Linked DNA regions of Homo sapiens: region 2 is linked to region 1. The links are chromatin loops, found by intact Hi-C in ENCODE. Cell type or tissue: endothelial cell of umbilical vein. All regions are shown on one strand.

Evidence for each region. Hi-C counts contacts between places; a loop is a spot of excess contacts. Peaks named below come from ENCODE experiments on the same cell type or tissue, not always from the same donor. Only the 100,000 strongest peaks of a DNase experiment are listed, where the experiment ranks them.
Region 2: it touches region 1 in a loop (2.3-fold over the local background); 1 of 110 quality-filtered maps calls a loop at or near these places.

What each region holds. Positions count from the first base shown.
Region 1 is chr7:107,047,126-107,049,625 of GRCh38, forward strand. The region is part of intron 1 of PRKAR2B (protein kinase cAMP-dependent type II regulatory subunit beta); the gene reads left to right. Among named protein-coding and RNA genes, the nearest start is that of PRKAR2B, 3.7 kb to the left of the region's middle. In endothelial cell of umbilical vein, a CTCF peak has its summit at 1,538 (motif pointing right); a DNase peak (open chromatin) is centred at 1,296; H3K27ac peaks cover 1,953 bases.
Region 2 is chr7:106,589,598-106,592,097 of GRCh38, forward strand. It overlaps CTB-30L5.1 (a long non-coding RNA gene), which reads right to left. Exons shown (of 4, transcript NR_187788.1): 2 at 1,953-2,085. Among named protein-coding and RNA genes, the nearest start is that of CTB-30L5.1, 8.0 kb to the right of the region's middle. In endothelial cell of umbilical vein, no CTCF peak of the experiment used is centred here; DNase peaks (open chromatin) are centred at 1,044 and 1,764; H3K27ac peaks cover 2,306 bases.

The DNA of each region.
Region 1 (2,500 bases):
TAGCCTCACCCCCAAGGACTTTAAAACTTTTTGACTGCAACCAAATACAATTTGATCATTATCCAGGAGGCACATACATCTGTATAACAGAAACTTTGGCAATAGTACAGGTACTTCCTTCTGTCAGATGCAGTGCTTTTTGATATTTCCTATTTGAATCAGTTATTTCTCCCTATTTTAAATTGTATTGAGACCTCCAGTTGAAAAACATTTAATTATAGGCTACAAAGTGATTGGCAAGGTTTCTTGTAAAGGGCCGGTTAGTAAGTGTTTTAGACTTAGGGCAACATGTGGTCTTGATCACTTCTTCTTCAGTTTTTTTTTTTAAACACATACACCTTCTGAGGGTTGCGGTTGTACAAAATTAGCTGCAGATCAAGGCCATAGCTTGCCGACCCCTGGTTAGAAGAAAAAAAAAAAAGTCAAAATAGTACCATTGGGGGAAAAAACAGGAGTGATCCTAAAAAGTATGAGCCTATCAGTTTGACATCTATGTCCAGAAATGTGTCTCATTAGAAAAGAACCCCAGATACTGGGCAATTCTGGCATAGTAAAGAATAAGGATTGGAAAACAAGTCTTAATTTACTATGACACAGCACAAGACCTGCTGGGTCAGTAATTCTGAAATTTTCATAGATATCTCAAGGAAGTTTGATTCAGAAATGACCATTACCCTGTACCATTTTTGGAGAGCTTTTTTAAATAGGTTGAGATGGGACATGATATCCTTTTCTTCCCCCTCAGTAGACATCCCACCCAGGTCATTCTGATATCAATAGTTCCATGACTGTACTTTGGAAAACATTAACAGATAGTGATAATACTATATTCTTCTTAACATTTAAAACATAATTGCCGTTAGTTGACAATTGCTGTGTGCTGTCTAAATGCTTTAATTTTTTTGTCTCAGCTTTATGAGAACGATAAGGCCATCACTTGCCCAGTGTTTCACGTGAGCTGCAAAATCAAGATTGGGATACAGGTGGACCTGGCTTCATCCCTGTGCTCTTGACTGCCCGATTCTATCTCCAGATGGGGCTGGGGCTAGCATAACCTGAGTATCCCTTATATGTCAAGCTCTATTTGGGACCCTTAATGTGTTTTATTGTTAAAGCTCTGAAAAATTAACTTGTCCAAGGTCACACATAAAACGAGTAAGTAGGGAAGCCTGATTTCTTACTCTTATGTATCTAACCTTGAAGCCCAGGATGATCAGGGAGTTCTTAAATGGAATTTGTTCTGTGGGCTGACTCACAAGTCAGGTTTTCCTGTTTTTTTTTCTTTTAGTAATGCTGATGGATTTGCATTGTTGGTTCATATCCTCTCTTGTGAATGTCTTTAACGTAAGTGATGGTATTTATGAGAGGTTGGAGTTAAAAGGCAAGTTTTTGACCATGCAACTTGTGCCCATTGACAAACGTAGGACAAACGTAGGGATCAAGCATGTGACCTTGACCTTATAATGTGGTGGTTTAATCAAATAAGCCAGGCACCTGCAGTTAGCTGGAAAAAATGTTGTCTGGCCAGGGGTCGGTGATTTTTGAGGGTCAGGTGGTGTGGCTGTAGGTGGCGCTAGAGCAAACAGTCAGATGGGTGAAGGTCATCTTCTTTCCTACCTTTCCAAAGGATCCCTTCCTCTTCTAATAGCTTTCTTTTCCCTCTCCTATTCTCTTCCAGTCTTATAAATTCTAATTGTTACTTTCCATTTGCTATCAATTCTGGTCGAAAGAGCAAGCTTTAGATGTTAGAATGATAGTGGCTTATGGTGACCCTTTCTAGGGAAACTCTCAAAGGCCAGAAAGAAGCCATAATGGAAACCTCTTGGCATCTACTCTGTCTCCCTCTTCCCCGTCCTAGAGAAAGCAAATACAGTTTGACATGTCATGTCTGAAAGGGTAGCATCCCTAGGCCTTGAATTTCTTAGAAGGTTTACGGTAGGCTATAGCATTGCATCAGTACTAGTTTGGAGTAAAATCTGTGGTAATTCATGATTTTATATAGGCATCATCAAGAGATCTTGTGTTGCCCCATAATTTCTTCAGTGGAATTGCTGAAACAAAAAATGAAGTAAATACCATTCAGATTACTCTGATAAATGGACAAGTGGTCAGAAACAAAATTAACTACACATGGGCACATGCAGAGCAGTCAACCTGGGAGAAAAAATAACTACCGTGATAGAAAATAAAGAGCTGATTTTCTGAGTTATAGAAGAAAAAGATCTAGAGTTCAAAGTAGATACACATACCAAAAATATAGACTCATACCCCATAAGACAAGCATATCAAAAGTAATAAATAGAAATTTACCATGTAATAACTGTGGCTTAATCCTCTTAACTCTGTCCCATGTCCAGTCTTGTTGGAATCTTACCTACCTTTTGGTTTTTACAGTTCAAAGGGAATTTGGAGAATTTACAAAACATCCTTAAGGTCAAGCAAAATATTGTAAAGTTTATATCATTGATATAAAATCTTACAGAGTTATATACTTTTTTTT
Region 2 (2,500 bases), 460 kb before region 1:
CATAGGGTGTGTACCTGTGAGGCAGCAAGAACACTCTTAATTACTCCCTTACAAAAAAGTCTAGCTCATTTCCACATCTTTGCTTCCTTTTTAACTTTGCCAAAATGCATACCCAAGCACATTTTGGAGGAGCATGTCCTCAGTCTGGTCACAGTCACTGTGACATCTTGGTCTATTGAATGGTGCCTCTAGAGTTGTGCTCACTGAGCCTCAGCAGCTGTATATGGTAGCTCCAAATTTGATTCCAGGATTATTCCGTCTGCATAAGAATTTTATCGAGTCTATTTTCTATGTCTATTCGGAAAACATAATATATCCTCAACCAGTTATCACAATCTTCATTAAAATTTGAATTTATCATGATCCCTTCCCTTCCCATCACTAACTAGTCCTCCTGGCAGGATTTGCCTCCTAACTCGCTCCATCACCTGGGCTGGAGTGTGGTGGCATGATCTTGGCTCGATGCAACCTCCACCTCCCAGGTTGAAGCAATTCTCCCACCTCAGCCTCCTGATTAGCTGGGACTACAGGTGTGTGCCACCATGCCCAGCTAATTTTTTGTATTTTCAGTAGAGATAGATTTTTACCATGTTAGCCAGGCTGGTCTTGAACTCCTGACCTCAAGTGATTCACCCATCTCGACCTCCCAAAGTGCTGGGATTACAGGCAGGGGCCACTGCCCCTGGCCTAGGACTCAATTTTTTAACCTCTGCTGCTGGTAATCCATTGAGATCTAGGTATGCAAACATAATAATGGTAATAACGGGCAGCTAGAATTTACCAAGAATTTCCTATGTGTCAAGTACTGAGCTAAGGGCTTTACAGGCATTATTTTATTCTCACAATCTCTCAGTGTTGTCATCTCTAGACTTCCATTTCTAGAAATATGACAGAATGGATATCCCAAAAAGCCTCTTACTGCAAAACATCTAGAACTGATTTATCAAGAACAACAAGCAGACTTGTAAAAGCAAATCTGAGCTGGTGAGAAAGAGAAGGAATTTCCTAGGAGTGAAAACAACAGGAAGAAGCTGAAGGCAAAGGAAGTCAGATAAGCCCTAATAGCTTTGTCTGGCCTACCGAGTTGACTGATCCCAACCAAGGAGGCTGGGTTTTAAAAGCCACTCAGAAAAACAAGACTAAGCCTTGAGCCAGCTCCAATTAGAAAGCTGAAACTTAAATGCCAACATAAATGTATTGGAAAAGCAGCAAGGCTGAAAAAAAGCACTGATCATTCATGTTGAAAAATTGGATAAAGAAAAGCAAATGAAATCCAATGAAGGTTGAGTGAAGGAAGTTATAAAGAACAGAAATTGGCCGGGCACGGTGGCTCATGCCTGTAATCCCAGCACTTTGGGAGGCCAAGGCAGGCAGATCAACTGAGGTCAGGAGTTCCAGACCAGCCTGGCCAACATGGTGAAACTCTGTCTCTACTAAAAATACAAAAAAATTAGCTGGGTGGGCGCCTGTAATCCCAGCTACTCGGGAGGCTGAAGCAGGAGAATCTCTTGAACCTGGGAGGCAGAGGTTGCAATGAGCCAAGATCACACCATTACATTCCTGCCTGGGCGACAAGGGCAAAACTCCATCTCAAAAAAAAAAAAAGACAAAAAAAAGCAGAAATTAACAGAAAACAAAACACTTGCATCTAAAGCTAGAACCCTTGAAGAAGTACAACTTGAGTGGAAAGAGGCAACTAGAAAAAATTCCATCCACTGGCACAGGAAGACTGCATAGAAACTTGCCTGTCTTGGCCTGGGTCCAGGTTGGAATTCAAAAGGTTCCTATGGAATTCATAAACACAGACCTTCCCTTGCCCAGGTTGGAGCAAGCAAACAACTATTGGATAAAGGAGCATGAAAGAAGTCCCGGGTTGGCAAGGTCCCTACAAAAACCCGGAAAAAGCAAAGACGAAGCACCAGAGACCCTCCACATGGGCTGTGCCCACTCACCGTCCAAGGAAGACGGCCCCTCAAGCCTGTTGAATCCAGTTTCTCTTCCAGACCTCCAGATCCAAGTCCATACCCATTCTCTTGAGTCTTGCTTCTCAAAGCAGGGCGCTGGAACCAAGTGCATCAGCATCACCTGGGAAATGCGAATTTACTGACCCCTAGCTCAGACCCACTGAATCAGGAACTCTGAGGGTGGAGCCCAGCAATCTGTGTTTTACCATGCTCCCCAGGTGATCATGATGCACACTCACATTTGAGATATTTATACCCATTCTTCCTCCTGAGGAGTACCACGAGGACAAGCACGTTTAATACATTCCAATAATGTTGGAAACTACTGCTCTGGATTTTAATGATATCTTAGGCTTATCGAACCCTAAGAAATAAAAGTTTTAGAACACCAAGCAGGGTTTTTATTTTCAAAGCTTTGGAACTTATATGAGTCATTCTTTTTAGGTTTTATATAAAATAGTAAACCTTTAAACACATAGAGTTTTAGCTAGAGAATGAAATTATCTTACATAATTATTTATAATCTATGCAATAAT